Regions from separate parts of the Homo sapiens genome. Here region 2 is linked to region 1. A link is a loop called in an ENCODE intact Hi-C map of the cell type or tissue named here. Cell type or tissue: GM12878. All regions are shown on one strand. Links, peaks and the distances in the headings refer to the core of each region. The heading gives the core; the rest is flanking DNA. Region 1 has its middle 11 kb from the start of WNT6. Region 2 overlaps PNKD (PNKD metallo-beta-lactamase domain containing).

Region 1 (15,978 bases), core at 3,947-11,946:
GGCGACAGAATGAAAATCTGTCTAAAAAAAAAAAAAAGTTAAGATGGGAGGAGGAAAGGATGGTGTCTGGATGGGTCACTAGGAATGAAATGTATGCTGAAGACACAATTACAACTACAGTCCTCCCTTTAGTTGCCCAAATTTGGCAAAAGACATAAACCTACAGATTCAAGAAACTGAGAGAACGCCAAACAGAATAAACCCAGTGAAACTTGTGCCAAGGCACATCATAGTAAAACTTCTGAATCTAAAGACAGAAAAAAATCTTGTTTTTTTCAACCTTTCTGTTACCTTAAGATTTCTTTTTGTCTTGTTGTTGTTAAGAAAAAAAATCTTGAAAACAATAAGACAGAAAGGACACCTTGCCTATAGGAGAAAAACAGTTCGAATGACAACAAATTTCTCCCCAGATATCATGAAAGCCAGAAGGAAGCGGCACAACACATTTTTTTTTCCTTTTTTTTTTGAGATGGATTTTGGCTCTCGTTGCCCAGGCTGGAGTGCAGTGGCACCATCTGGGCTCACTGCAACCTCCGCCTTCCGGTTTCAAGCAATTTTCCTGCCTCAGTCTCCTGAGTAGCTGGGATTATAGGCGCCTGCCACCAGGCCCAGCTAATTTTTGTACTTTTTAGTAGAGATGGGGTTTCACCATGTTGGCCAGGCTGGTCTTGAACTCCTGACCTTGTGATCTGCCCGCCTTGGCCTCCCAAAGTGCTGGGATTACAGGCATGAGCCACCGCGCCTGGCCTGACACAACATTTTTTAAGTGCAGAAAGAAAAGTACTGTCAACTCAGAATTCCACGTCCAGTGAAAAATTTTTTTTCAGGAATGAATGAAAAAACAAGATTTTCAGATAAAGGAAAATTGAGAGAATTTGTCACCAGCAGATCTCCCCTAAAAGAACAGATAGAGGAAGTTCCGTAAACAGAAAGGTAAAGACATGTAAAGGAAGGTAAGGTTTCTATACTTCATTTGTCGTGGTACTATGCTCAACCAGTAGACTGTGATAATTTAAGTCTATATATTGTAATACCTAAAGCAATTACTAAAAAAGCATAAAGAGATATACTCCAAAACACTACAGATAAACCAAAATGGATTTCCAAATAAATGTTCCAGTAACCCCTTTTCACAAGAAGGTGCCAAAAGTGAAGAAGAAAGCTCCTGCCCCTCCTAAACCAAAGCCAAAGTGAAGGCTTTGAAGGCCAAGAAGGCAGTGTTGAAAGGTGTCCACAGCCACAAAAAAAAAGATCCGCACGTCACCCACCTTCCGGCGGCCCAAGACACTGAGACTCTGGAGGCAGCCCAAATATCCTCAGAAGAGTGCCCCAAGGAGAAACAAGCTTGCCCACTATGCTATCCTCAAGTTTCTGCTGACCACGGAGTCTGCCATGAAGAAGATATAAAACAACAACATACTGTGTTCATTGTGGATGTTAAAGCCAACAAGCACCAGATCACACGGGCTGTGAAGAAGCTCTATGACATTGATATGCCCAAGGTCAACACCCTGATTAGGTCTGATGGAGAGAAGAAGGCATATATTTGACTGGCTCCTGATTACAATGCTTTGGATGTTGCCAACAAAATTGGGATCATCTAAACTGAGTCCAGCAGGTTAATTCTAAATATATGTATATCTTAACTTTTCACCATAAAAAAGTGTTCTAGTAACTAACAAGGAAAAGAAAACAGAAAGATAAAACAGAGGAAACAAACAGAAAACAGAAAATAAAATGGCAGGTAAACCATTAGACATAAATGGTTTAAATGCATCAATTAAAAGACAGAGATTGGTAGAGTGGAATAAAAAACATGACCAATTCTATATTGTCAACAAGAAATTCATTTCAAATATAAAAATATAGGCAGATTGAAAGTAAGCGAATGGAAAAAATATATCATGCAAACACACTCATCAAAAGAAAGAAGGTACCACTTGGTTGAGTTTATGGGGGAAAAAGAAAAGAGGAGTGGTTATATTAATATCATATAAAGTAAGGCCAGGTGCGGTGGCTCACGCCTGTAATCCCAGCACTTTGGGAGGCCAAGGCGGGTGGATCACCTGAGGTCAGGAGTTTGAGACCAGCCTGGCCAACATAGCGAAACGCCGACTCTACTAAAAATACAAAAAATTAGCTAGGCATGGTGGCGGGTGCCTGTAATCCCAGCTACTCGGGAGGCAGAGGCAGGAGAATCACTTGAACCCAGGAGGTAGAGGTTGCAGTGAGCCAAGATCCCGCCATTGCACTCCAGCCTGGGCAACAAGAGCGAAACTGAGTCTCAAAAAAAAAAAAAAATCATATAAAGCAGTCTTGAGAAAAAAAATTCCAGGGACAGAGAGAGATATTACTTACTAATAAAAGGGCCAATCTTATCTACAAAGAAGACATAGCAATTCAATCTACCAAGAAGACACAGCAATTCTAAATGTGTTTACATAAAACAGCAGAGCTGCAAAGCATGTGAAGCAAAAACTGATCAAACTGGAAAGAGAAATAGACAAATCTACAATTCTAGCTGGAGACTCCAACACCCCTTCATCAACAATTGATAGAATAAATAGAGAGAAATAGAAGAATATAGAAAAACTCTAGCACCGTCGACCAACTGGAGCTAACCAACACCAACAGAACACGGCACCCAACAACAGCGAACATACATTCTTTTCAAATGCCTACAAAATATATATCAGATACACCACATCCTGGGACATAAGACAAACCTTAACAAATTTAAAAGAATTGAAATCATACAAGTAGGTCCTCTGACTGCAATGGAAACCACTAACAGAAAGCTAGCAAGAAAATCCCCAAACACTTGATAACTAAACAACATGCTTCTAAATAATCCATGGGTTAAGATTCAAAGGAAATAAAAACTACATTGAACTGAATTAAATGAAAACACAACATACCAAAATCTGCGGGCCATGGCTAAAGCATTACTAGGAGGGAAATTTATAGCATGAAATACTTACATTAGAAAAGAGGGAGATGGGAGGCTGAGCGCAGTGGCTCATGCCTGTAATCCCAGAACTTTGGGAGGCCAGGGCGGGTGGATCACCTGAGGTCGGGAGTTCGAGACCTGCCTGACCAATATGGAGAAACCCCATCTCTACTAAAAATACAAAATTAGCTGGGCATGGTGGACCTGTAATCCCAGCTACTTGGGAGGCTGAGGCAGGAGAATCGCTTGAACCCGGGAGGCAGAGGCTGCAGTGAGCTGAGATCGCGCCATTGCACTCCAGCCTGGGCAACAAGAGTGAAACTCCGTCTCAAAAAAAAAAAAAAAAGAAAAAAAGAAAAAGAAGAAAAGAGGGAGATGGGAAAAGACATTTCTTTAGTAAGGTAGAAAGATATCCAGGACATATTGTTAGGTGGGAAAAGTAAGGTGTGGAGCAGTAACAGAGTATGCTACGTTTGTATAAGAAAGGGTGGGCATGGCCGGGCGCAGTGGCTCATGCTTGTAATCCCAGCACTTTGCAAGGCCAAGGAGGGTGGATCACGAGGTCAGGAGTTCAAGATCAGCCTGACCAACATGGTGAAACCCTGTCTCTACTAAAAATACAAAAATTAGCTGGGCATGGTGGTGTGTGCCTGTAATCCCAGCTACTCAGGAGGCTGAGGCAGGAGAATCGCGTGAACCTGGGAGATGGAGGTTGCAGTGAGCCGAGATTGCACCACTGCACTCCATCCTGGGCGGCAGAGCTAGACTCGGTCTCAAAAAAAATAAAAAATAAAAAAAAAAGAAAGGCAGGCAGAACGCTTATACACTACTGGTGGGTGTGTGAATTAGTTCAACCATTGTGGAAAACAGTGTGGCCATTCCTCAAAGACCTAAAAACAGAACTATCATTCAACCCAGCAATCCCATTACTGGGTATAAAACCAAAGGAAAATAAATTGTTCTATCATAAAGACACATGCACGCATATGTTCATTGCAGCACTATTCACAATAGCGAAGACATAGAATCAACCTAAATGCCCATCAGAGGTAGATCAGATAAAGAAAATGTGGTACATATACACCATGGAATACTATGCAGCCATAAAAAAAGAACGAGATCATATCCTTTTCAGCAACATGGATGGAGGTGGAGGCCATTATCTTTAGCAAATTAACACAGGAACAGGAAACCAAATACCACATGTTCTTACTTACAAGTGGGAAATAAATATGAGAACACGTGGACACATAAAGGGGAACAACACACACCGGGGTCCATTAGAGGGAGGAGAGTGGGAGGAGGGAGAGGATCAGGAAAAATAACTAATGGGTACCAGGCTTAGTATCCGGGTTGTGAAATAATCTATACAATAAACCCCCATGATACAAGTTTACCTATGTAACAAACCTGCACTTTACCTGTGAACTTAACATAAAAGTTAAAAAAAAAAAAAAGCCAGCCGCGTTGCCTCACGCCTGTAATCTCAGCACTTTGGAAGCCTGAGGTGGGCGAATTGTTTGAGCTCGGGAGTTCACGACCAACCTGGGGAACACGGCGAAAACCCGTCTCTACTAAAAATACAAAAATTAGCCAGGCATGGTGGTGCGCGTCTGTAGACCCAGCTACTTGGGTGGCTGAGGTGGGAGGATCGCTTGAGCCCGGGAGGTGGAGATCGCAGTGAGCCGAGATCGAAGTGAGCGGAGATCGCACCACTGCACTCCAGCCTGTGTGACAGAGCGAGACTCTGTCTCACAAAAAAAAAAAAAAAAGAAAGAAAGAAAAAGGGGGGGGGGGGGCCAGAAAAGACATTTGTATTTGCTTGACTCTGCATAAAGAAACGCTGAAAGGATACGTGAACAATAAAACTGCTTACTCACAGGATCTAATGGGAGGTCCGCTGGGAGAGGGCTGGAAAGAGTAGAGTGCATGGGGGGATGATGGTGGGAGCAAGATTCCTCCATCTATATTTGGTTATATTGCCATGATTTGTTGAGCTTTATAATCTACTACCCATTTAAAACAACAAAATATTCTTGTTAAAAACATTTTTTAAGCATAAGGAAAACGTGGTCCACAATCTTTCCACCAGATAATTCTTTTTCACCGTTCAAAAGTAATAGCACATTGTTAGAAAATTCCAAATCAATGTAGACAGGTGTAAAATTGAAGAATAAATCTCCACTTTCTCAGAGTCCCAAGGTAATCTGTAACAGTTTCTTATGTTTTCTTCCAGAAAAGTACCCATTTATAGGATTTATCCTGGATATGCTGTTCGTGTTTCCTCATGAACAGCATGTCTTCACTGTGTCATTATATGTGCCAATTTACGGTATTTGCTATGATATGTGTAATTATTTATCTATTGATGGGCATTCGGGTTGCCTCTAGCTTTCTGAAAAAATTTTGTCTGTTTTGCTAGTACCAATAATGCCCTAACAGGCAGTGTTGTTTAAACATTGTGAAGACATTCAAGAGAAGTCCCTCTCCCTCTCCCTCTCCCTCTCCCTCTCCCTCTCCCTCTCCCCACAGTCTCCCTCTCATGCGGAGCCGAAGCTGGACTGTACTGCTGCCATCTCGGCTCACTGCAACCTCTCTGCCTGATTCTCCTGCCTCAGTCTGCCCAATGCCTGCGATTGCAGGCACGTGCCGCCACGCCTGACTGGTTTTGGTGGAGACGGGGTTTCGCTGTGTTGGCCTGGCCGGTCTCCAGCCCCTAACCGCGAGTGATCCGCCAACCTCGGCCTCCCGAGGTGCCGGGATTGCAGACGGAGTCTCGTTCACTCAGTGCTCAATGGTGCCCAGGCTGGAGTGCAGTGGCGTGATCTCGGCTCGCTACAACCTACACCTCCCAGCCGCCTGCCTTGGCCTCCCAAAGTGCCGAGATTGCAGCCTCTGCCCGGCCGCCACCCCGTCTGGGAAGTGAGGAGTGTCTCTGCCTGGCCGCCCATCATCTGGGATGTGAGGAGCCCCTCTGCCTGGCTGCCCAGTCTGGAAAGTGAGGAGCGTCTCCACCCGGCCGCCATCCCATCTAGGAAGTGAGGAGCGCCTCTTCCCAGCCGCCATCACATCTAGGAAGTGAGGAGCGTCTCTGCCCGGCCGCCCATCGTCTGAGATGTGGGGAGTGCCTCTGCCCCGCCACCCCATCTGGGATGTGAGGAGCGCCTCTGCCCGGCCGAGACCCCGTCTGGGAGGTGAGGAGCGTCTCTGCCCGGCTGCCCCGTCTGAGAAGTGAGGAGACCCTCTGCCTGGCAACCGCCCCGTCTGAGAAGTGAGGAGCCCCTCCGCCCGGCAGCTGCCCCGTCTGAGAAGTGAGGAGCCTCTCCGCCCGGCAGCCACCCCATCTGGGAAGTGAGGAGCGTCTCCGCCCGGCAGCCACCCCGTCCGGGAGGGAGGTGGGGGGTCGCCCCCCGCCCGGCCAGCCGCCCATCCGGGAGGGAGGTGGGGGTGTCGCCCCCCGCCCGGCCAGCCGCCCCGTCCGGGAGGGAGGTGGGGGTGTCGGCCCCCCGCCCGGCCAGCCGCCCTGTCCGGGAGGGAGATGGGGGGGGTCAGCCCGCCCGCCCGGCCAGCCGCCCCGTCCGGGAGGTGAGGGGCGCCTCTGCCCGGCCGCCCCTACTGGGAGGTGAGGAGCCCCTCTGCCCGGCCACCACCCCGTCTGGGAGGTGTGCCCAACGGCTCATTGAGAGCGGGCCAGGATGACAATGGCGGCTTTGTGGAATGGAGGGGCGGGAAAGGTGGGGAAGGGATTGAGAAATCGGATGGTTGCCGTGTCTGTGTAGAAGGAAGTGGACATGGGAGACTTTTCATTTTGTTCTGCACTAAGAAAAATTCCTCTGCCTTGGGATCCTGTTGATCTGTGACCTTACCCCCAACCCTGTGCTCCCTGAAACATGTGCTGTGTCCACTCAGGGTTAAATGGATTAAGGGCGGTGCAAAAAAACAAACAAACAAAAAAAAACATTGTGAAATTACAAATTCATTTTGAACTTAGAAGTAAAAATGATGCATTTGGGTCTTCTGTAAAATTGGATAGTTTTGCATGATGCCAGATGTCTTTTCCCCAAGAGGCATTTAAAAACACTTTTGTAAGCAGAAAGAGAAAGAGTGAAAGGCAAAGTCTCATCTTAAGCTCTCCCCCCACTCCCCTATCCCCAGAAGCCCCCTCTCCCGCACCCTAGAGTCCCCAAGGGAAGATGGTGCTGGAATGGAATGTTACTTTTTAAATACCAAGGGTTTAGGCTGTAATTGCTACTAGCCCAGAGAGGTAAAATGCTTTGCCCTAAACGAGGCCTGGGACCCGGCTCCTTGCCCTGTCCCCAAGCCGAACTCTTCTGAGCAGCGCTGTCCCTGCAGTCAGGCCCTGGGGGACCTCAGTCTGATGCTCACTTTTCCTGTCTCATCTCAGCTCTTTTCCGCCCTCCGCTGGAAGGGCTGAAGAGTGACTCAAATCTGCTCCTTAGGCTCTGGCGCCCTCTGCTGGCTTCGATGATTCACGACAATCCTTAAAAGACGGTGGGAACTACACTCAACCATTCCCGCTCTTCACTGCCATATGGGGAAACTGAGACAGCAAGTGGGGAAGTGATTTGGTCAAGAACTCAAAGCAGGCCGGGAGCGGTGGCTCACGCCTGTAATCCCAGCACTTTGGGAGGCAGAGGCGGGTGGATCACCTGAGGTCAGGAGTTCAAGACCAGCCTGGCCAATATGGTGAAACCCCGTCTCTACTAAAAATACAAAAATTGGCTGGGCGCAATGGCTCAGGCCTGTAATCCCAGCACTTTGGGAGGCCGAAGCAGGCGGATCCCTTGAGCTCAGGAGTTCGTGATCAGCCTGGGCAACATAGTGAAACCCCATTTCTAAAATAAATAAATAAGTTAGCGCGCCTGTAGCCCCAGCTACTCGGAAGGCTGAGGTGGGAGGACGGCTTGAGCCCAGGAGGTGGAGGTTGCAGTCAGCCAGGATTGCACCACTGCACTCCAGCCTGAGCGACAGAGTAAGACCCTGTCTCAAACAACAACGACAATGATAGCAACAACAACAACCATTCGAAGCAAATCATCTCCTAGGATCAGGATTTGGACCTTCTGACCCTTCTTCCAGCACTGCTTCCAGCACACCATTGTTGGAAGGAATGGAGAAGGCACAGAGATGTCATCCACTGGGGCGGTATGCCTTTCTACCTATTCAGGCGGAAACCCCTGGACTGGAGAAGTAAATGCTCAGCTGAACTCGTCCTTTGCTCTGCTCAGAAGCAGTGGGTCCTGCTGCTCCCTCTGGGATGCTTCATTCCTCCCCTCTGCACATGGATAGGTTTAATAGCCCTCGGCATAGGCTGCGCGTCCCCAAATGCAGTTATTCATAGGCCCTTTTATGTATTTTTGCCATATCTGTGTACCACCTGCACTACTATAATTATTTTATTTTATTTTTATTTATTTTTTCTGAGACGGAGTCTCACTCTGTCGCCCAGGCTGGAGTGCAATGGTACAATCTCGGTTCACTGCAACCTCCGCCTCCTGTGTTCAAGCAATTCTCCTATCTCAGCCTCCTGAGTAGCTGCAACTACAGGTGCCCACCACCACACCCAGCTAGTGTGTGTGTGTGTGTGTGTGTGTGTGTGTGTGTGTCCTGAGACAGAGTTTCATTTTTGTTGCCCAGGCTGGAGTGCAATGGCGCGATCTCGGCTCACTGCAACCTCTGCCTCCCAGGTTCAGACGATTCTCCTGTCTCAGCTTCCTGAGTAGCTGAGATTATAGGCGTGTGCCGCCATGCCTGGCTAATTTTTGCATTTTTAGTAGAGACAGGATCTCACCATGTTGATCAGGCTGGTCTCGAACTCCTGACCTCAGGTGATCCACCTGCCAATTTTTGTATTTTTAGTAGAGACGGGGTTTCACCATGTTGGCCAGGCTAGTCTTGAACTCCTGACCTCAGGTGATCCACCCGCCTCTGCCTCCCAAAGTGCTGGGATTACAGGTGTGAGCCACTGCGCCTGGCCCTATTTTATTTTTTGAGATAGTGCTTCACTTTGTCATCCAGGCTGTAGTGCAGTGGTCTGATCATAGCTCATTGCAGCCTTGATCTTCTGGGCACAAGCGATCCTCCCACCTCAGCCTCCTTAGCTGGGACCACAAGCATGCACCACCATGCCTGACTAATTTTAAAATTTTTTTCAGAGATGGGGTCTCGCTATGTTTCCCAGGCTGGTCTCAAACTCCTGGGCTTGAGCCATTTTCCTGCCTCAGCCTCCCAAAGTGCTGGGATTACAGGTGGGAGCCACTGTGCCCAGCCAGACTATGATTTCCTTAGTGTTTTTCTTTAAATGGTCTCATTTTAAACCTGAAATTCCAAGTAAATGTGTCATCCTTACCCTGGGTAAAGATGCACAGGTGCATCTGGTTTCCTGAGAATTGTCTTTGAGTGCTGATTATCCTCACCTAGTGTGAGAAGACTTGATCCTCACTCTGAATTCTTCACTTAAAAAAATAACCATTATTTACCGGCCAGGCACGGTGACTCACACCTGTAATCCCAGCACTTTGGGAGGTGGAGGCGGGCACATCACTTGGGGCCAGAAGCTGGAGACCAGCCTGGCCAACATGGTGAAATCCCGTCTCTACCAAAAATAGAAAATTTAGCCGGATGTGGTGGCGCATGCCTGTAATTCCAGATACTCAGGAGGCTGAGGCAGGAGAATTGCTTGAACCGGAGAGGCAGAGGTTGCAGTGAGCCAAGATCGCACCACTGCACTCCAGCCTAGGCGACAGAGTGAGACTCTGACAAAAAAAAAAAAAAAAAAATACCCAACCCAAAAAACCCACCATTATTCATGAAGGAGAACCTGGATTTTTCAGCACTGGCCTTGCTCGGTGGCTCAGTGTCTTCACATCACTGTTACATCCTCATTACAGCTCTGCGGGGAAGGCATTCTTATCCTTGTGGGAAATCGAGGCACAGACAGTCTGGTTACTTGCCCAAAGCCCCATGGTTCTTAAGAGGTTGAGCTGAATTCGATCACTTTCTATTTCCAAAGCCAACTGATACGATCTTGCTTGCCTTCTAAAATTAAAAGTAGGATGATGCAAAGCTATAGTTAAGAAATCATGGGCCGGGTGAGGTGGCTTATGCCTGTAATCCAAGCACTTTGGGAGGCCAAGGTGGGCAGATTGTCTGAGGTCAGGAGTTCAAGAGCAGCCTGGCCAACATGATGAAACCCTGTCTCTGGGAAAAACACAAAAATTAGCTGGGCATGGTGGCGGGCACCTGTAATCCCAGCTACTTGGGAAGCTGAGGCCTGAGAATCGCTTGAACCTGGGAGACAGAGGTTGCAGTGAGCCAAGATCACGCCACTACACTCCAGCCTGGGCAATAGAGTGAGACTCTGTCTCAAAAAAAAAAAAAAAAAAAAAAAAGAAAGAAAGAAAGAAAAGAAAAGAAAAATAAAATAAATCATGATGGGGCAGATTCTGTGCCATCAGGGGGACTCACTATGTAGTGGGGGCAGACAGAGATGGTGGGAGGTAGACACGTGAGTACAGTGGGTGGACTACGCTGTGATAGAGGCATGGGCAGGGTGTCAGACCTGGATATACAGGAGGTTCCAGGAATGTGTGGGCCATAAGTTCTGGAAATAGTGGGCTGGGGAGTGGAGGGTGGTAGGAGGAGTGGAGAAGAAGGAGCATTAAAGGGTCCTGCCTTTGATGTCATTGCCCCTGCTGGGTACCTGTGGCTCCCTTTGATCCCTTATAGGCCATCTAGTAACATTCTCTTCTTGATGGGGTGGCTCTGTCTGGGGCCTTGGGTTGGGGAGGGGGTTGTGCTGGACCACTGTGGGATAGGCAAGGTGGGCGTGCTCAGGTGGGGGTGGGGGAGCTACGTGCAGAGGCACAAGCTGGAATGATAATACCATTCAATGATAATGATCTTGGCCTCAGTTTCCTCATCTGCCAAACATCCCAGAGTAAACACAGAGTGCCACCCAGGTTCCCTTGCAAGGAAGGACGTGCTGACCATCTGCAGGAGTGTGGTCAACAGACGGTCTCCAGCTGTCAGCTATTTCAAGGTTGGCCTCAGCTGCAGAGCCCCTTCTCTGCAGGGGCTGCCCACATAGCTGGTGACAGAGTGAAGTGAGGTGCAAAGGCCTGGCCATTTCAACCCAGTAAGGGACACTCTAATGGGCAAAACTCCCTCCAGAGCTCAAGGCTCCTGGGTTGGCAGAGGTTTGTCTGTCTAGTCCTGCTTCCTCCCTTTCTGCCAACAGGTGTTGATTCCAAATAAACCTCTTGCACCCCAGTCTCCATCTCAGCATCTACTTTTGGAGAACCCAGCCTGTGATCTACCCCTATTATTATTATTTTTTTTTTAATTTAATTTTATTTATTCATTTATTTTGAGACAAAGTCTATCTCTGTCGCCTAGGCTAGAGTGCAGTGGTGCAATCTCGGCTCACTGCAACCTCCACCTACTGGGTTCAAGCGATTCTCCTGCCTCAGCCACCCAAGTAGCTAGGATTACAGACTCCTGCCACCATGCCCGGCTAATTTCTTTTCTTTTTTTTTTTTTTTTGAGACAGAATCTTCCTCTGTTGCCAGGCTGGAGTGCAGTGGCGTGTTCTTGGCTCACTGCAACCTCCGCCTCCCAGGTTCAAGCGATTCTCCTGCCTCAGCCTCCCGAGTAGCTTGGACTACAAGTTTGCGCCACCACGCCCAGCTAATTTTTGTATTTTTAGTAGAGATGGGGTTTCACCATGTTGGCCAGGATGGTCTTGATCTCTTGACCTTGGGATCTACCTGCCTCGGCCTCCCAAAGTGCTGGGATTACAGGTGTGAGCTTCTGCGCCTGGCCAACACCCAGCTAATTTTTGTATTTTTAGAGATGGGGTTTCGCCATGTTGGCCAGGCTAGTGTCGAACTCCTGACCTCAGGTGTTCCACCCGCCTTGGCCTCTAGTTTGTCTTTAATATAGAAAATATATTTATAATTGTGGTTTCATGTATGGAGTAGGTTATTGTTTTTCTCTTGAATAACTTCCTGGTATCCATCCAGAAGTGAGATCCTGCAAAGCAGTCCATCGGTTTTGTCGGTATTTCTCTCCAGAAAGCATGGTCAAATTTATAGCTTCATGTGCATTTTTCCACATCTCTGTCAGCTTAGAGTTTTACACCTTCTAAAAGGTTTTTAGTTTAACAAGTTGATGTTCTTCCTGATTCTAGTTTTTGTTTTATTTTTTATTTTATTTTATTTATTTATTTTGAGACAAGATCTTGCTCTGTCACTCACACTGGAAGGCAGTGGCGCGATCTCCGCCTCCCGGGTTCAAGCGATTCTTGTGCCTCAGCCTCCTGAGTAGCTGAGACTACAACGGACTATAAGGCATGCGCCACCACACCTGGCTAATTTTTGCATTTTTAGTAGAGAAGGAGTTTCGCCATCCTGGTCAGTCTGGCCTCGAACTTCTGGCCTCAGATGATCCACCCGCCTTGGCCTCCCAAAGTGCTGGGATTACAGGTGTGAGCCACTGCGCCCGGCCTCTAAATTTTGCATTTCTTTGGGAAATAGACTTTCAGAAAGTGTTTTCTCTTGAGGTGTGATATCCCAGGAGGTGCCAGGAGATGGCGCTGTGACCCTGTACTTAGGCTCCCTCAGAAGGCGCTGTGGATTTAGTGGTGGGGTGTGTGTGTGTGTGTGCATCAGGGGAGGGGATATCGAGAAATCCAATGGGCTTCCCTGCAGCCCCAGTTTCCCACCTGAGTTCAGAAGACCCGGTTTGGGGGATGCGGAGTCTTCATTTCCCTGCCCTGCCCTGTGGCGAATCTTTCACTCTACCCAAGTTCAACAGAACCTAAGTCGATGAAGTGTTCACTGAAGAGGCCAGACATAGTTCGTGCCCTCCAAAACACTCATTCATAAGCAAGTGGAGTGAAAATGCTGCATTTCCTACAAAACAGGTTCAAAGTGCTATGAGTTACTGGCAATTGGAGAGGTTGCCTCCAGCTACAGCGCTGGGGTCTTGCTGGGAGTGGGGATTAGGCTGGGCTGGCTGGGGAGTTGGAGTGTGAACAGGGCGTGGAGGGGAGGGAGTGGAGGCCAGGGTTTGGGGTCTGACCAAGAGCCGCTATGAGCCTGGATCCTTCCCGGAGACAAAATGGAAGTTGAGACTGGGAAAACAAGCAAAAGACATACTATGACGGAACCATGATGCCAAGCCGAGAAGTATAAACTTTGTTTTACAAACACCAGTGTGCCTGTGGAAGTTTTACAGCAAGAAAATGGTAGGATCGTGTCTCTGCTTCGGCACAATGAGCCTGAGGTTTAGCTAATTCAGTGCTTTTCCTTCTGTGTTCTACAGATGCATTGTCTTCATCTGACTGACCTCTCAGGAGTGTGGCTGGTAGGGCCGCCCACTTTCCTCTTCCTGAAGCCCTCTCTTTCTTTGGCTTCTATGAAGCCCCTCCTCTATCTCCTTTGCAGCCTCTTCCCTTCATCCAGCCATTAGACTGCACCTCAGCAAGGCTCCGCTCAGCCTGTACTCTCCCCTGGGCCATCTCAGGTTAATTACACCCTACACCAAGATGACTCAGCCCAGGCCTCCCTCTGAGCTCCAGACCCATTTATCCAACTGCCAACTTGGCAGTTCCTCTTGACTGTTTCGGAAGCATCTTTAACTCAAGTCCCAGACTCCCCCACCCAACCTTGCCTAATGCTGGTCGTCTTCCGGTGTTCCTTGCTGTGGGGACAACCAACACCAGCATCCATCCAGTTAATCAGGTTAAAACTTTCTGAGGCATCCTCCACACCTCCACCTTTCTCACCCCCTTTCCCAACCCATCCCCAAATCCACTGGACCCGATTTCCTTGACATAGGTCAGAACTGTCTGCTCTTCCCATACTCCTCTGCCATTCACCTAGGTCAAAGCCACACCATTTTTCACTAGGACCGCTACAGAGCCTCCTAACTGCCCTTCTGTGTGGCTCCTCTCCAATCCCCTCTTCACACTGGCCAGAGCCATCTTTTCAAAGTATAATATTGACCATGTTGCCAACTACCTTAGTGAAATCTCTACACTGGCTTCCCATTGCTTTTTTTTTTTTTTAAACCCCATATTGTTGAAGTAATAAATACAGAAAAAAGCATAAAACAAATGTACAATTGAGGACCCTTGAAACAAACTGCCATGAAAAGAGACAACCTTGACAGCCATCCCTCTCCATGTGTCCCTCAAAATAGAACTGCCTCCTTCCCCAACCTCCAGGCCAACTCTCCTGATTTTTATGGTAAGTATCTTTTTTTTTTTTTTTTTGGTCACTCCAACATACATCCCCTAAATACTATAGTTCAGCTTTGCCTGCTTTTTAAAAAAGTTATCTATCTGTTAGGTCTTCATTAATCTAGAGATCCTCCTCCATCTCTTTTACCTCCCCTCTTGCAATGAATTTGTCCTGTAATGTTTCCATTGCTTTTAAAATAAGAAAAAAAAATCTTTTCCATTCCTGTAAGGCCTTTCTTGGTCTGATTTCCCCCAAATCCCTCCAGCCTAATCTGCCACCAGGCTCTGCTGTTCACTCTCATTCCAACCTCTTTTTGCCCACTCCCCCACTCTCCCTCCATCACTCCCCTCCACTCTCCACCGCACCCGCCTCCTCCTCCCTGCAGGACTTTTGGAAAGGCTGCTCCTTCTGCCTGAAATGCTCTTCCCTCCCTGTGTCTCCCAGTTAACGCCAACTTATTTATTTTACATTTCAGCTAGAGTGTTCCCTCCTTAGAGAAGCCCTCCCCGCCCCCATGACCTGGTCAATCCTCATCCCACAGCCTCTTACAGGCCCCTCCCTTCTTTTCCCCAGCACGGTCAAGGTTGTTGGCTTTCCTTTTGCTTGAGAGATGATGTGATTAAAGACTGTCAGCTCCATGTGGGTAGGAGTTATGTCCGCTTTTGCTCACCATTTCCCCCCTCCCCCGCTACCCAGCTGGGAGCCTGGCACATCAGTGTCCGATTACAAATTTGCTGACTGCTGCCCAGGGAGAGAGACAGCAGACAAGACATCAATAGGGAGGCTGGCTCCAGAGACCTGGATTTAGGAGCCCCGTTTCCCGCAGAAGTGAGAGCTGAAGCAGCAGGGACAGGTGGTGTCCCAGGAGCAGAATGGAGCAGTGAGACGAGAGGAGGGCAGAGGCTCTTCCCTAGAACGCTTGAGACCAGGCCAGGACCCTTTGCCCATCCCACGTCAGTACCACAGGAGCCAGCCTGGGCCAGGATGGCTGGAGAGGCTCCTGGGGCCAACCACTCCCACTTGGGCCCATGGGGCTAAGCTAAGTGGAAACAAATGTTCCCTGGCTTTCCCCCAGCCCAGTTGTGGTGGGCGAGCAGCAGCCCCTCCTTCCCTAGCCCGTGCTCTCCTGCCCCATTCAAGCTCCCCCTGGGTTCTTGCTCCCCGGACTGGTGGGGGCATGGATAGGCTTGAAAGAGGTGGAAGATGGGAGGCAGGTGGGCTCTGCAGGAAGCTGGGGCCTGGTGTAGGGGATTCTCTTATCCCTGCCTTGACTAAAGCTGGGAACTTGCTCTGGAAAAGCACACTTTCCTGACTTCAGGTGGGCTGCGGGCGTGGGAGTAGAGCTGTCTGTGATGCAGAAGGAAGAGGAAAATGAGCCTCTCTCCTCGCTCTCTTTTCTTTTTCTATCTTTCTCCATCTCTCTAAGGGGCTGGCCTTTCCTCTCTCTGTTCTCCAGGGACCCAGAAACCCAGGGTTCTTAGGAATTCTCAAGGCATGTCACCTCCCTGAAGGAATAGGAGTTCCTGGGGACAGAGAGAGGGAAGGACAGATAGGAGTTCTGGGGACAGAAGGAGGGAAGTAGGGAGGGAAAGAGGGAGGTTCTTGGGAGGGGAAGGGTCACAGGCCCAAATTCCTAGGCTCCTGCAGCCTTAGCCATTCCGAGAAACGACAGAGAAAGTGATTTAGAGACAGACACAAATAGAGACCGAATTATGAACATGGGAGAGATGTAAAAAGGCACAGAAAGACAGTGAGAGAGAA
Region 2 (15,978 bases), core at 4,447-12,446, 550 kb before region 1:
TAAATATAGTTTAAGTAGGAGTTACTTAGGGGGACTAGTGGCCGTTATGGTGGGCTAGCTCCCCAGACACCCCAACCCTTCAGTGTACTTCCAGTTCCTACAGGCCAAGAACCTCATTTTAGGAAGTCCCCACCCAAGGTGTGATCTCACCAGAGCAAGTACAGTTCTGCTCAGTGTCTGTCTCCCCCTTGCTCAAGGAGTAGCGCCCTAGGTGAAATGCATGGCCCATGGAATCTGTCCAGATCCCTGACATTTTTTCATGCTCTCTACACTTGTGCTGTCTTAGTCCATCTGGGCTGCTACAACAAAAATACCTTAGAGTGGGTAATTTAGAAACAGCAGAAATGTATTGCTCACAGTTCTGGAGGGTGGGAAACGCAACATCAAGGCACCAGCAGGTTAGGTGTCTGATGAAGGCTCCCTCTGCTTCACAGATATCGTCTGAGTCCTCATATGGCCAAGGAAGGAACAAACAGACACCGCCCCCCCACCAGCCTTCCTTTTTTTTGAGATGGAATCTCACTCTGTGCAATGGCACAATTGCAGCTCACTGCAGCCTTGACCTCCCATGTACAAGCAATCCTTCCAACTCAGCCTCCTGAGTAGCTGGGACTACACACATGCACCACCACACCTGGCTAATTTTTGTATTTTTTGTAGAGACAGGGTCTCACTATGTTGCCCACGCTGGTCTTGAACTCCTGGGCTCAAGCAATTTGCCCTCCTCCACCTCCCAAAGTGCTGGGATTATAGGCGTGAGCCACTGCACCTGGCCACCAGCTTCTTTTCTAAGAGCATGAATTCCATTCCAGAGGGTTCCGCCTTCATGACCTAATCACTTCCTAAAGGCCTCACCTTTTAATACTATAACATTGAGGATTAAGTTTCAACAAATGAATGGAGTGGGGACAACAACATTCCCACCATAGCAGGCCCCTTCTCCAGAAAACACCCTCCACTTTCTAGAACCACCAGGATGGTTAATATCCAAGGAGATTCCATTTCCAACCAGCAATCACCAGCGACTCACATCTGCCCGACTGGGGGAGTGGGACATGGGGCACACGAGGCAAGCCCACACAAGCCTTGCTGCGTGCTTTTTCTCCAGAGCCCTTTTTCTGACTATAGGGTCAAAAATAACACCTGAAGCGCCTGGCCCAGAGCAGCAGTGCTTCGCTGGCAATAGGCATTCGATAAATGATGTTTTTTTCTCTTGGGCCTTATCTGCAAAATTATTAAGTAAGCTTTTATTGTCTGCCAACCAGACAGGAATTTCCGGTTCTAGAAATGAGAAGGCTGAAAGAACACAGCCCCTGCTCTCAAGAAACTCACAGTCTAAGGGAGCCAGTAAAATGACAGATTATTACAATGTTGACAGTTTGACAAGTGCTGGCAGATAAAGAAATATTCACTTGGTTCCTCCAGATCCCAGAGAAAGCTCCTAACCCAGTGTGGGGAATGGGGTGGGGGTTCGGGAAAGGAGTTCAGAGGAGGTGACACCTGAGTAGAGTGTTAGGAGGTGTTAGGAACCAGCCTATTCGGAGGAGGGGAGAAGGTTCTCCAGGCAGAGGGCAAGGGACTTAGGGCCAGTTGCCCCAGCAAGCTAGGATGGGGGGTGGAGGGTGCAGTGGGGTAGAAGGGGTAGGAAATAGGGCTGGCCAAGGAGGCAGGGGGCCAGAAATTGAGATTTTACCCTGAAAGCAATGGGGAGCCAGAAAATAACCACCTAGAGGGAGTTTGGGAGGGTTGGGGAGGCTCTGGTGGTGCCCCTGGGGTAGGGTTCCAGCTTTAGCAAATAAAGATGCAAGGCAACCAGTTTGAGCTTCAGATAAACAACAAACCTTTTTTTTTTTTTTTTTCAAGACAAGGTCTGGCTCTGCACTCCCAGGCTGGAGTACAGTAGTGCGATCTTGGCTCGCGGCAACCTCCACCTCCCAGGCTCAAGCCATCCTCCCACCTCAGCCTCTCAAGTAGCTGGGACTACAGACATGAGCACCACCACGCCCGGCTAATTTTTGTATTTTCTGTGGAGACAGGGTTTTGCCATGTTGCCCAGGCTGGTCTTGAACTCATGAGCTCAAGCAATCCATCCGCCTCACCCTCCCAAAGTGCTGGGACTACAGGCATGAGCCGCTGCGCCCGGCCAAACAATATTTTTTCATATAAGCATATCCCACTGCCCCATATAATATTTGGAAATACTTGTACTAAAAAAAAGTACTCATTGCTTATCTGAAATTCACATTTAACTGGTTGGTTGTATTTTTCCAGCAACACTACCTAGGAGGAAAGTGGAGTCAAGTCCATGGCTGCAGGAAGAGGGGTGGAGGAGTGAAAGGGATTAGACTGATGTTTATTTTAGGACTGGATGTTATTTTAGGTATTTTAGGACTAGCTAAAGCTTAGTGATTGGTGGGAGGGGGTGGTGGCAGCCTGGAAGGGGTGGGCCCAGGTGGAACCTGAAGGACATGGGCAGGAAAAACTTAATTGGAGCGGTGGATCCAGAGAACTTTCTCTGTTGCCACCCTCCAGCCCAGCCCCAGGACTCCACTAATTGGTCCTCCAAACCCTTCTCATAGCTGCCTGGTTACCTAGCATTTAATGTGTTACTCTACCCATGCATTGATCACTAACTTTCTGAAAGAAGTTGCCTTTTTTCTGTTTTTCTTTTTCTTTCTTTCTTTCTTTCTTTTTGAGATGGAGTCTCACTCTGTCACCACGGCTGGGGTGCAGTAGCATGATCTCGGCTCCCTGCAACCTCCGCCTCCTGGGTTCAAGCGATTCTCCTGCTTGGCCTCCTGAGTAGCTGAGATTACAGGCGCCCACCACAATGCCCAGCTAATTTTTGTATTTTTAGTAGAAACAGGGTTTTGCCACGTTGGCCAGGCTGGTCTTGAACTCCTGGCCTCAGGTCATCCACCTGCCTTGGCCTCCCAAAGTGCTGGGATTACAGGCAAGAGCTACCGCGCCGCCCGAAGTTGCTTGTTTTCAGAGGACGTATTTACTGAATTGAGGCATTGAACCCAGCCTGAGGTGAAAGTGCCTGTTTCTCCCCACTGGAGGGCAGAGACAATGTCTCATTCACCCCTAGGCCTGGGCACGGCCCTGACCCAGCATCTGTTGAATTGAATGCCAATGTTCCAAAGTGGGATGGAGGGAGCCTCTCAGGCTTGAATGATAGATGTGTGGGGGATAGATAAGGTAGGGGTGGGGTATGGGGGCTCCTCCCCCTTAAAATTGGCCTTATTATTCATAAACATTATTTAACACTTTCCTAAGGAAATAGAGAGTGGAAAGAATGGTGGATTTGGATGTCTCAGAAGTGAAGTTTTGTTCCAGCTTTGGCACTAAAGGACTGTGAGGCCGGGGGCCCATCTCTCTACTTAGAAATCACACTGTGGCTGGTCACAGTGGTTCATGCCTGTAATCCCAGCACTGTGGGAGGTCAGGGGGTGGATCACCTGAGGTCAGGAGTTAGAGACCGGCCTGGCTAACATATAGTGAAACCCCATCTCTACTAAAAATACAAACAATTAGCCAAGTGTGGTGGCGCATGCCTGTAGTCCCAGCTACACCGGAGGCTGAGGCAGGAGAATCGCTTGAACCTGGGAGACAGAGGTTGCAGTGAGCCGAGATCATGCCACTGCTCTCCAGCCTGGGCAACAGAAAAAGACTCCGTCTCAAAAAAAAAAAAAAAAAAAAAAAGAGAGAAGAAAAGAAATCACAGTGGCTCACGCTTGTAATCCCAGCACTTTGAGAGGCCGAGGCGGGCAGATCACAAGGTCAGGAGATCGAGACCATCCTGGCTAACATAGTGAAACCCCGTCTCTACTAAAAATAGAAAAATTAGCTGGACGTGATGGCAGGCGCCTGTGGTCCCAGCTACTCAGGAGGCTGAGGCAGGAGAATGGCATGAACCCGGGAGGCGGAGCTTGCAGTGAGCCGAGATCACGCCACTGCACTCCAGCCTGGGCAACAGAGGGAGACTCCATCTCAAAAAAAAAAAAAAAGAGAGAGAGAAATCATACTGCATTTCTCTACCTCCTGTGACTTCTGGCGCCTTCCTCAGTTGAGGTCATCTAGGTGAAAGGCAGTGAGAAAGGCACATGGCGGATGTTGATGGTGACTGAAACTGCTGTAACTGGAAGTGGGTGGCACCATGAGGAAGCCAGGCCACGGAACCAGCCTGGCATCCACCATGCTGCAGGCAGGGCCAGCGAAATGCTTTCCATTCTTCCCTGACCCTCAGAGTCACCTGAGCTGCTTGTGAAAACATGCACGTTCCCTTGGGGATACTTCTTTCCAGACCTGTGAATCAGAATCTTCAGTGGAAGCATAAACAAACGCTCCCCAGGTGAATCGCCAGCCACACCAGCAAGCTTTGGTGATAGACAGTCCTGGGTTTGAATCCAAGTTCAAATGTCTTTGGTGGCTTTGTGACCTTAGGCATATTACTTAACTGCTGTGAGCCTTGGCACCTTATCTATAAAAAGGGTGGTAATAATATAGGGTAGTTGTAAGAATGAAAAATAGCAGTTGTCAAATGCTTGGGGCAGAGTTAAAATGTTCATTGTTATTGTTGTTTGTGAGATAGAAGCCCAGTGATTCTCCCAGTGATGAACACAACCTCCTTTCACACTAAGCAGGGCCTGGAGGGATGAACTTGCCCGAGCTGGGAGCTCAGCAGGGCCAGGCTCCAGCTGTGCCCTTACACCCTGCCCTCTCGCCATGGACCTCTGCCACCTCTGCCAGCCAGAATACCGGGGGATTCTCAGCTTTCAAGCCCCTCTCCTCGTCCATCTTGGGCTTCATTCTCCCACTCTCTTGCCCCCCACCTAGGAAGCTCCTCCTCATAGATACTTGCTTTTGTCTAAACAACTCTACTCCCCAAGAAAAGCCAACAGCGATTTCCTCTTATTCCCAACCCACGATATTAGCTGCCTGAGAACCTCTCCTTACCAATAACTGCACCCCCTCCATAATCTCAATTTCAGGCACCCCACACTCTGACCACCATCTATTTTTCCAGCTCTGTGACCGTGATTTGACAATTCTGTGACCATATCAGGATCAACAATCTATTCATCTTACCACCTGTTCCTTTATTTTATTTATTTATTTTATTTTATTTTATTTATTTATTTTGAGACTGAGTTTCGCTTTTGTCACCCAGCCTAGAGTGCAATGGCAGTGCAATGGCGCGATCTTGGCTCACTGCAACCTCCGCGTCCGAGGTTTAAACGATTCTCCTGCCTCAGTCTCCTGAGTAGCTAGGATTACAGGCACCCGCCACCAGGCCCAGCTAATTTTTGTATTTTTAGTAGAGATGAGGTTTCACCACGTTGGCCAGGCTGGTCTCGAACTCCTGACCTCAGGTGATCCACCTGCCTCAGCCTCCCAGAGTGCTGGGATTACAGGCGTGAGCCACCGCACCCGACCTATTTGTTTATTCATTTATTTTTGAGACAGGGTTTCGCTCTCACCCAGGCTGGAGTGCAGCGAAGCAGTCATGGCTCTCTGCAGCCTCAGCCCCCTGGGCTCAAGCCATCCTCCCACCTCAGCCTCCCAAGTAGCTGGGACCACAGGCACACACCACTGCACCTGGCTAATTTTTGTAATTTTTTTTTTTTTTTGAGACAGAGTTTTGCTCTTGTTGCCCAGTCTGGAGTGCAATGGTGCCATGATCTCAGCTCACTACAACCTCCACCTCCCAGTTTCAAGTGATTCTCCTGCCTCAGCCTCCCAAGTAGCTGGGATTACAGGCACGTACCACCACGCCAGGCTAATTTTGTATTTTTAGTAGAGATGGGGTTTCTCCATGTTGGTCAGGCTGGTCTCGAACTCCTGACCTCAGGTGATCCGCCCGCCTCAGCCTCCCAAAGTGCTGGGATTACAGGCGTGAGCCACCGCGCCCGGCTAATTTTTGTAATTTTTTGTAAAGATGGGGTCTCCATATGTTGCCTAGGCTGGTCTCAAACTCCTGGGCTCAAGTGATCCACCTGCCTCAGCCTCCCAATGTGCTGGGATTACTGGAGTGAGCCACCGCGCCTGACCACCACCTCTTTCTTATCTCTCACATCCTCACTTTCCTCCTTGACCAGCTTGGATTCCAATATTATAATTACTCCTTTGCATGCAGCCTCAACTCTACCTTATGGTTCTCAGCAGCAAAATCTCAACTCTGCACCCACATAGCCAAAAGTGAGGGTAAAAACATGCAACGGTCCTGACTGATCTCGCTTTAAGTTCATGCACACTAACTTGTCCATTCATACTAACACACCCATCCTAGGCAATTACTCCACACTTTCTACAGTCCCTTCTGAACTCCCACACCTCCTCTGCAGCCTCACTCTCAGCCTCGACTTTGCTTCCTATGTCTCTGAGCAAGCAATCAGAGAATTGCTGCCTATATCACCACTTGGATGTCTAATAGGTGACTGCTTCTCAAACTTTAATGTGCAAATAGATCGCTTGGGGTTCATGTTAAAATGCAGATTCTGCTTCAGTAGGTTGAGAGTCTACATTTTTTTCTTTTCTTTTCTTTTCTTTTTTTTTTTTGAGATGGAGTCTCGCTCTGTTGCCCAGGCTGGAGTGCAGTGGTGCGATCTCAGCTCACTGCAACCTCCGTCTCCTGGGTTCAAGAGATTCTCCTGCCTCAGCCTCCCAGGTAGCTGGGATTACAGGCATGCCCCACCACGCCCAGCCAATTTTGTATTTTTAGTAGAGATGTGTTTTCACCATGTTGGTCAGGCTGGTCTCGAACTCCTGACCTCAAGTGATCCACCCACCTCTGCCTCCCAAAGTGCTGGGATTACAGGCATGCACCACCACGCCTGGCCATAGGTGAATTTTTAATGGGATTTTTAAATACTAAGTCTTCAAAATCTGGTATGTATTTGACACAGCATATCTCAATTAGGATGTTACTTTTTCATCAGAAATATAGGATCTGTATTTAGATCAAATCTGAAAAGTGTTTGTAAAATGTACATACTTGAGTGTTTTCCAATAACTGAAATAAGCATCAAGGTTTATTTTATTATTGTTTTATTTTTAGAGTAAAATGAAAGCAAGTTTATTAAGAAAGTAGAGGAATAAAGAATGGCTACTCCATAGACAGAGCAGCCAATGTTTAGATTTAAGTTTAAATGAATTAAAATTACATAAAATTAAAAATTCAGTTTTATAGTTGCACTAACCACATTTTATGTGCTCAGTGGCAAGTGGCTAGTGGCTACCATATGAAACAGCACAGATCTATAGCGCTGGTCATTGACTTAAGGGGGAATTCTGGGGGTCAGGGTCTAGATCGTAATTCATCTTGGCCAGATGCCTAGCCCAGGGCCTGCACTCAGTACTTTCTGCTGCGTTCCATTTACTTTTAACAAGTCAAAAACTGACATCTAGGAAGCGGTTGGAACAAGCCACAATCAGTTCCCAGACATGACCACTAGGGGGCAGAGTCTGACTAGCACTGTTTGGCTAGAAAAAGGGAGCCTTGGCCGACGCAATGGCTCACACCTGTAATTCTGCATTTTAGCCAGGCCCAGGCAGAAGCATGGCTTGAGCCCAGGAGTTCGAAACCAGCCTGTGCAACATAGTGAGACCCATCTCTTTAAAAAAATTAAAACATTAGCTGGGCATGGTTGTGCGTGCCTGTAGTCCCAGCTACTTGGAAGGATGAGGTGGGAGGTTGGCTTGACCCCAGGAGGGTCAGGGCTGCAGTGAGCTGTGATTATGCCACTCCAGCCTGGGCAACAGCCTGAGCTACCATCTGTCTCAAACAAACAAACAAAAACGGGAGAAAAGAAAGGGGCCAGGACTCAACCCCAATACCATTAAGATTTATTTAACAAGCATTTATGAGGGGCCAACTGTGTGCCAGACCTGTGGGGATACAGAAGTAAATAAAATACAGCCCCCGCTTTCTTGGAGTTTACAGTCCAGTAGGGAAGGCAGGACAGATATTAGCAACTCATCTCATAAGCAAAGGTATCTTTACAAACTGTAATACATGCACTTAAGGAAAGCTGACTCAGTGCCCTAAAAGAGTGGCACCCAAGGCAGGGAGCTGTGGCTCACGCCTGTAATCCCAGCACTTTGGGAGGCCGAGGCAGGCAGATCACCAGGTCAGGAGATCGAGACCATCCTGGCTAACACGGTGAAACCTGTCTCTACTAAAAATACAAAAAATTAGCCAGGCATGGTGGTGCGCACATGTAGTCCCAGCTACTCGGGAGGCTGAGGCAGGAGAATCACTTGAACCCAGGAGGCAGAGGTTGCAGTGAGCTGAGATAGCGCCACTGCACTCCAGCCTGAGCAACAGAGTGAGACTGCATCTCAAAAAACAAAAACAAAAGAGTGGCACCCAGGCACCTCTTATGTTGGCAGAAGGTGGCATGAAAGAGTAGCTACAGAGGGGATGGGCCGTGGGGGGTGGTGGACAATGGTGCTGTGACCCTTCTAAGCAGAAGGATCAAGCTATGTGAAGGTGTGGAGACACCCCTGAAGCTGAAAGAGCTTGGCATGTTCCAGAAACTTCCAGGAGAGTGGTGTGGCTGGAGAGTGGTGGGCACTGGGGCATGGCCCAAGAGGAGACTGGGGAGGTGGCAGGGGCCAGGTCTACAGAGTCTCAGGGCCTCTTTAAGGACTTCAAATTTCAGCCTAAAGATATCAATGAAAACATTCAAACTCTGTAAAATATTTGAAGAAATTTATTCTGAACCAAATATGAGCGACTATGGCCCTTGACACAGCCCTCAGGAGACCCTGAGAACACGTGGCCCAAGGTAGTCAGGGCGGGGGGACAGGGGCGCAGAATGTATGTGTGTGTTGAAGGGAGCTTCCAGGTTATAGGTAGATTTAAAAATTTTCTGATTGGCAATTGATTAAAAGAGTTACCTAAAGGCCTGGAGGTTTTTTTTCTGTTTGTTCGTTTGTTTGTTTGTTTGTTTTATGGAGTCTCACTCTGTTCCCCAGGCTGGAGTGCAGTTGTGCCATCTTAGCTCACTGCAACTTCTGCCTGCCAGGTTCAAGTGATTCTTCTGCCTCAGCCTCCCAAGTAGCTGGGATTACAGGTGCCCACCACCATGCCCAGCTAATTTGTTTGTATTTTTAGTAGAGACAGGTTTTCACCATGTTGGCCAGGATGGTCTTGAACTCCTGGCCTCAGTGATCTGCCCACCTTGGCCTCCCAAAAGTGTAATCCTTGGGATTACAGGTGTGAGCCACCAGCCCAGCCCTGAACCAGTCTTTCAGGTTAACTTTGGAATGCCCTGGCAGAGGAGGGAGTCCATTCAGATGGCTGAGGTGAGGGGGCATTGAATTTTATTTTTGGTTTACAAAGGAAGCCATTGAGTGATTTTGAGCAGGGCTGGGACATGGGACATGATCTGGGTGGTATTTTAGGAGAATCACCCTGGCTCTGAGCGGTGAATGGGTTGAGGGAATGGAGCCCGAGAGCAGGAAGGCCTTGAGGAGCCACCTTGGCTACAAGATGAAAGGTGGTGGCACCAGCCCCCACCCTGAGGTGTCAATACCCCACGACCCCCATCCCAGACCTGCACTTCTTTTTTTTTTTTTTTTTTTTTGAGCAGAGTCTTGCTCTGTTGCCCAGGCTGGAATGCAGTGGCATGATCTCGGCTCACTGCAACCTCTGCCTCCTGGGTTCAAGCGATTCTCTGCCTCAGCCTCCTGAGTAGCTGGGATTACAGGTGCCCACCACCATGCCCAGCTAATTTTTGTATTTTTAGTAGAGATGGGGTTTCACCATCTTGGCCAGGCTAGTCTTGAACTCCTGACCTCATGATCCACCTGCCTCAGCCTCCCAAAGTGCTGGGATTACAGGTGTGAGCCACCACGCCCGGCCAGACCCGCACTTCTTTGGTTTCATTTGGCTGGTTTCCGTTTGCTCTCCACATCCCCCTCCGTCTTCTCCACCCTGCTTGGAGCTGGTCCTATGGACACCTCAGTGGGCTCTTGGTCCTCCAGCTGCAGCTGAGTTTGGCAGTGGAGCTCTCCAGGAGGAGATGGCAGCAGAGGTGGAGGGTTTGTCTCCTTCTCCCTCCCTCAAGGCTCACCCCAGACTGGCTTATCCCTCAACCAGTGGTCACAGCCCCTATCAGTTGGGCCTGTCCACACAGCTCTGTCTTTGTTTTTTGTTTTTGAGACAGAGTTTCGCTCTTGTTGCCCAGGCTGGAGTGCAGTGGCGTGGTCTCAGCTCACTGCAACCTCCCAGTTCAAGCGATTCTCCTGCCTCAGCCTCCCAAGTAGCTGGGATTACAGATGCCTGCCACCATGCCTGATTTTTTGTATTTTTAGTAGAGACAGGGTTTCACCATGTTGACCAGGCTGGTCTGGAACTCCTAACCTCAGGTCATCCACCCGCCTCGGCCTCCCAAAGTGCTGGGATTACAGGCATGAGCCACCGCACCCAACCTGTCTTTATGTTTTATAACAGCTCCCTTCCTGACCCTTCAGGCCCAGGGGTGGCGACAGTGTCACTAGCCTGGAGAACTGTTTCCAGCACCTGCCGGTAGCCTTGCAGAGCACTAAAACTTAACTTCTCTCAAGCTCTCCTCAGCTTTCCCAGTTTGCCTGTGTCATCTGTTTCCCAGCAGACACTGACACATGTTTTCTACCCAGGCTGGTTACAGAGGATCAGTGGAAAGAGCATGGAATTGGGGGTCAAATAAAACCATAATTGAATTTGGGTTTTGTCGCCTGTGATGGTATGAGTCATTATTCTCTCCAAGCCTTCGTTTGTTCATCTCTAAAGTGGGGCGACTGGCCGGGCACAGTGGCTCATGCCTGTAATCCCAGCACTTTGGGAGGCTGAGGTGGGTGGATCACTTGAGGTCAGGAGTTCGAGACCAGCCTGGCCAACATGGTGAAACCCCATCTTGGTGAAACACAAAAATTAGCCAGGCGTGGTGGCGGGCACCTGTAGTCCCAGCTACTCGGGAGGCTAAGGCAGGAGAATCACTTGAACCTGGGAGGTAGAGGTTGCAGTGAGCTGAGATCGCGCCACTGCACTCCAGCCTGGGTGACAGAGCAAGACTCCATCTCAAAAATAAATAAATAAATAAAGTGGGGCGACCATCACCTTCCTTATAGAGTCGTGACAATGAAATCCCACGTGCAAGGGCTGTGCGCAGGCCTTGTGCTCAGTAGACAGTCTACACTCGGTTGTTCTGTTCTTCCTTCCCACACAACAGAACAAACATTTATCACACTGCATGCATCAAGCCCAGTGCAAGGTGCTGGGGATGAGGGAGAGACAAACAAGTGGAGGCCGCCATTTTTTGCCTACAGGGAGAGCTCAGTCTTGTTTTTGCCTGTTAGTTTGTATGTTTGTTTGTTTCTGAGACAGGGTCTTACTCTGTCACTCAGGCTGGAGTGCAGTGGCAAAATCATAGTTCACTGCAGCATCAACCTCTGACCTCAAGCAATCGTCTTGCCTCAGCCACTCAAGTAACTGGGACCACAGGTGCATGCCATGTCTGGCTATTTTTTTTTTTAATTTTTTGTAGAGGTGGGGTCTCACTGTGTTGCCCAGGCTGGTCTTGAATTTCTAGACAATTTTCCGATCCATCATCCCGCCTTGGCCTTCCAAAGTGCTGGGATTACATGCATGAGCCACCACCCCCAGCCCAGAGGTCAGAGTCTTGTAAAGAAAAGGCTATGGCTCCTCTGGGTGTGCCCCCTTCCGCCCCCACCATAGCCAAACCATTCGTTTCTGTTTGGCTGTGAGATGACATTTTTTCCAGGGTCTGGAGTTAGAGTAGTGACCAGGCAGTGCAAATAATTGTGGTAATCAGAAAAGCCTTCGAAGAGGAGGTTGAATTTATTTTTAGCCTTAAAGAAACTGGACTAAAAGGAAAGGCATTATCAGCCTCCTTGAGAACTGAACTCATTCTCCTCCCTCCTCTGTTGAGAGCTGCCAGACTCCCTAGATTGAGAATTGGACCTTCATTAGTTATGGTTACTCCTGGAAGGGTATCACATCCCCGGGGGCATGGTAGGGCTGGAAGGTACCTGGTATCTTGAGGAAGCTGCCTAAAAGGATTTCTCCAGGTGGCATGGGGCAGAAATCTAGGATAGTGATCAGGGCAGGCTGGCAGACGGGACACATGTGGAGGGGAGCAGCAGGAACGCCACACACTAGAGAACTGGGCTGAGACCATGTCGCTAAAACAAGGGATGCAAATTTGATTGTGTAGACACTGGCTTTGAGCAGGGGGAGCCCCTGCTTGAAACTGATGGCTAGGGGCTGCAGGTGCCTGCAATGGGCCAGGCATGAGGACCCAAGGGCCTGATTTGGGATGATGCAATGGGAAATGGAGGCAAAGGTCACACCCTCTTATCATTTCAGTCATAAAATATTTACTTGAGCACCCACCAGGACAGATGCTGATGTTGCAAGAATGAGATCAATAATATCAAGGAACATGTGTGGAGTACTTGAAACGGCCCAGGCAAGGTGTCCTTTCTCTGGGTAATCACGGTTAATCCTCCGAGTAGCTCCATGCAAATTACCAGTCCCTCGTGGAGAGAAAGAGAATGAGGTTTGAGTAGATTAAGAACATTGCCCCAAGGTGCAGAGTTCCTAGTGGAGCCAGGGTTCTAAGCTGGTCATTCCAAGTCTAGCACACAACCCCCAAACCCGATTCCACTCCCTCCCCGACAGTTCACCCTCCTTACCCACAAGGCACTTGAAGTGTTATGGGGCAGCGCCAGGAATTACTGCACAGCCTAAGGACCATCACAGAGACATGTGTGCAATGAAGTGTGCAAGTCATTACCTAGGCCTAAGAGATGCCCTCACCCAGGAGCTAGGTGTCGGGATTGGTTTGTTTGGTCATCTGACAAACACAGATGCTTCCTAACTTATAGAGTGGTTACATCCCAATAAACTCATCCTAAATTGAAAATATCCTAAGTGGAAAATGCATTAAATACACCTAAACCTACCAAACATCATAGCCTAGCCTAGCCTGCCTTAAACATGCACAAAACAATGACATTCGTTTACAGTTGGGCAAAATCATCTGGAAACACAGATGATGCCGTTGGCCAAGTTGGCAGACCTGAAGGAGAGGGTTGGGGTCACATGAGGATGAGGAGGTAGCTTTGGACAAATCAAGTTAAAGATCCCGTGTGGCAGCAGTCCCCAGCATTTTTGGCACCAGGGACCAGTTTCATGGAAGGCAGTTTTTCCAGGGACTGGGGGAGGCAATGGGGTTAGGGGGGTTCGGGATGATTCAAGCGCATTACATTTATTGTGCACTAGATTTCTATTATTATTACATTGTAATATATAATAAAATAATCATACAACTCACCATAAGGTACAATCAATGGGAACCCTGAGCTTGTTTTCCAGCAGCTGGATGGTCCCATCTGGGATTGATGGGAGACAGTGACAGATCATCAGGCATTAGATTCTCATAAGGAGCATGTAACCTACATCCCTCACATGCGCAGTTCACAATAGGGTGCGAGCTCCTATGAGAATCTAATGCTGCTGCTGATCTGACAGGAGGTGGAGCTCAGAGGGTAATGCAAGCAATGTGGAGCAGCTGTAAATACAGGTAAAGCTTTGCCTGTCCTGCTGTGTGGCCTGGCTCCTAACAGACCAAGGACCAGTATAGGGTTGGAGGGAAGCGGTTGGGGACCCCTACCGTGGGGCATCCAAGGGAGGCTCTTGTGGACATTTCTCCTTTGAAGTAATGAGTATACAGGTGGTAGCCTGTAAGTGGTGAATTTAGAGCTAGCAGAAGGGGAGCTTGTCAGAGAGGGGAGAGGAGAGCCAGAGAGACTGTGGCAGGGAAGGCAGAGGAAAAAGGCATGCTCCATTGTCATAGCTGCCACCCAGAGGTTCAGTGATAAGGGCTGAACAATGACAAATGGGTTTGACCTTCAAGGGGACAGCGCCAAATTAGGATGGAGCAGTACAGGCAGGGGCCCAGTTGAGTGGCCTGAGAATGGACGTGAAGTGAAAGGTAGAGACAGCAGAGAGGACTACTTTCTTTGTTTTAATAAAATAATAATTTTAAAAATTAAAATACTAATATGTTTTCATTATAGAAGATCAGAAAATATTTTAAAAGCACAAAAAAATAATAAACAAATGGTACCCCATGAGTCAATCAACCAAAGATTATGACTGGAAGCATTTTAGATTTTTTTTTTTTTTTTTTGAGACAGAGTCTCACTGCACATCACTCAGATGTGCAGTGGTGCCATCTCGGCTCACTGTAACCTCTGCCTCTCAGATTCAAGTGGTTTTCCTGCCTCAGCCTCCTGAGTAGCTGGGATGATTCAGGCACCCGCCACTACACCCAACTAATTTTTGTATTTTTAGTAGAGACGGGGTTTCACCATATTGGCCAGGCTGTTCTCAAACTCCTAAGCTTGTGATCTGCCCGCCTCAGCCTCCCAAAGTGCTGGGATTACAGGCACGAGCCACCGTGCCCAGCCTTAGATTTTTTTTAATCCATTTTTGTTTACAGAGGTACAATCGTATCAGTTATTCAAAATTTACCCAGTTTTGTGTCCTATTTTTTTCTCCACTACTTTCTTTCTTTCTTTTTTTTTTTTAGACGAGTATTGCTCTATCACCCAGGCTGGAGTGCAATAGCATAATCTCGGCTCACCGCAACCTCCACCTCCCGGGTTCAAGCGATTCTCCTGCCTCAGCCACCTGAGTAGCTGGGATTACAGGAGCTGCCACCACCCCTCAGCTAATTTTTGTATTTTTAGTAGACAGGGTTTCACCATGTTGGCCAGGCTGGTCTCAAACTCCTGACCTGAGGGGATCTGCCTGCCTCAACCTCCCAAAGTGCTGGGATTACAGGAGTGAGCCACCGTGCCCAGCCTCCTCCACTTCTTTCCTTCCTTTCTCTTTTTCTCTCTTTCTCTCTCTCTTTCTCTCTTTCTCCTTCCTTCCTTCCTTCCTCTTTCTGAGACAGAGTACAGTGGCGCAGTCATGTCTCACTGCAATCTTGACCTCCAGGATCAAGAGATCATTCAAGATCAGCCTGGGCAACATAGTGAGACCCTGTCTCTATTTAAATAAAAATAAAATAAAATAAGAGATCCTCCCACCACGGCCTCCCAAGTAGCTGGGACTACAGGCACCCACTACCACGTTCAGCTAATTGTCATATTTTTCGTAGAAATGGGGTTTCACAGCCGGGTGTGGTGGCCAAGACCAGCCTGGCCAACATGATGAAACCTGTTTTTATTAAAAATACAAAAAAATTAGCCGGGCGTGGTGGTGCATGCCTGTAGTCCCAGCTACTAGAGAGGCTGAGGCAGGAGAATTGCTTGAACCCAGGAGCCAGAGGTTGCAGTGAGCCAAGATTGTGTCACTGCACTCCAGCCTGGGCAACAGAGAGACTCCGCCTCAAAAAAAAAAAAAAAAAAAAAAGGAAAGAAAAGGAGAAAGAAAAAAGAAATGGGGTTTTGCTATGTTGGCCAGGTTGGTCTGGAACTCCTGACCTCAAGTGATCTGCCCCCTTGGCCTCCCAGAGTTACAGGCATGGCCACCACACCCAGCCTCCAGTTTATGGGAAAATATAAAATTTACCCAAAGTACTAGTTTGGATGCTCTTGGCTGCAGGTGTCAGAAAACCCAACTGAGGCCAGGCACAGTGGCTCAGCCTCTAATCCCAGCACTTTGGGAGGCCGAGGTGGGAGGATCATTTGACGTCAGGAGTTTGAGATCAGCCTGGCCAACATGGTGAGACCCCATCTCTACTAAAAATACAAAAAAAATTAGCCGAGCGTGGTGGTGCACACCTGTAATCCCAGCTACTCAGGAGGCTGGGGGAGGAGAATCGCTTGAACCTGGGAGGCGGAGGCTGCGGTGAGCCGAGATCGCGACATTGCACTCCAGCCTGGCGACAGAGCGAGATTACGTCTAAAAAAAAAAAAAAGAAAAGAAAACCCAACTGAAAGTGGCTTACATTA

What was found. Hi-C counts contacts between places; a loop is a spot of excess contacts. Peaks named below come from ENCODE experiments on the same cell type or tissue, not always from the same donor. Only the 100,000 strongest peaks of a DNase experiment are listed, where the experiment ranks them.
Region 2: a loop joins it to region 1, with 8 times the contacts of the local background. A loop is called at or near these places in 4 of 110 quality-filtered maps.

What each region holds. Positions count from the first base shown.
Region 1 is chr2:218,840,462-218,856,439 of GRCh38, forward strand. It overlaps the pseudogene RPL23AP31. Among named protein-coding and RNA genes, the nearest start is that of WNT6, 11 kb to the right of the region's middle. In GM12878, for the core only: a CTCF peak has its summit at 7,399 (motif pointing left); a DNase peak (open chromatin) is centred at 7,380.
Region 2 is chr2:218,294,003-218,309,980 of GRCh38, forward strand. The region is part of intron 2 of PNKD (PNKD metallo-beta-lactamase domain containing); the gene reads left to right. It overlaps LOC105373881 (a long non-coding RNA gene), which reads right to left. Exons shown (of 3, transcript XR_923914.3): 2 at 15,975-15,978; 3 at 12,368-12,546. Among named protein-coding and RNA genes, the nearest start is that of TMBIM1, 9.5 kb to the left of the region's middle. RefSeq lists an enhancer at 1-25. In GM12878, for the core only: a CTCF peak has its summit at 7,450 (motif pointing right); a DNase peak (open chromatin) is centred at 7,459.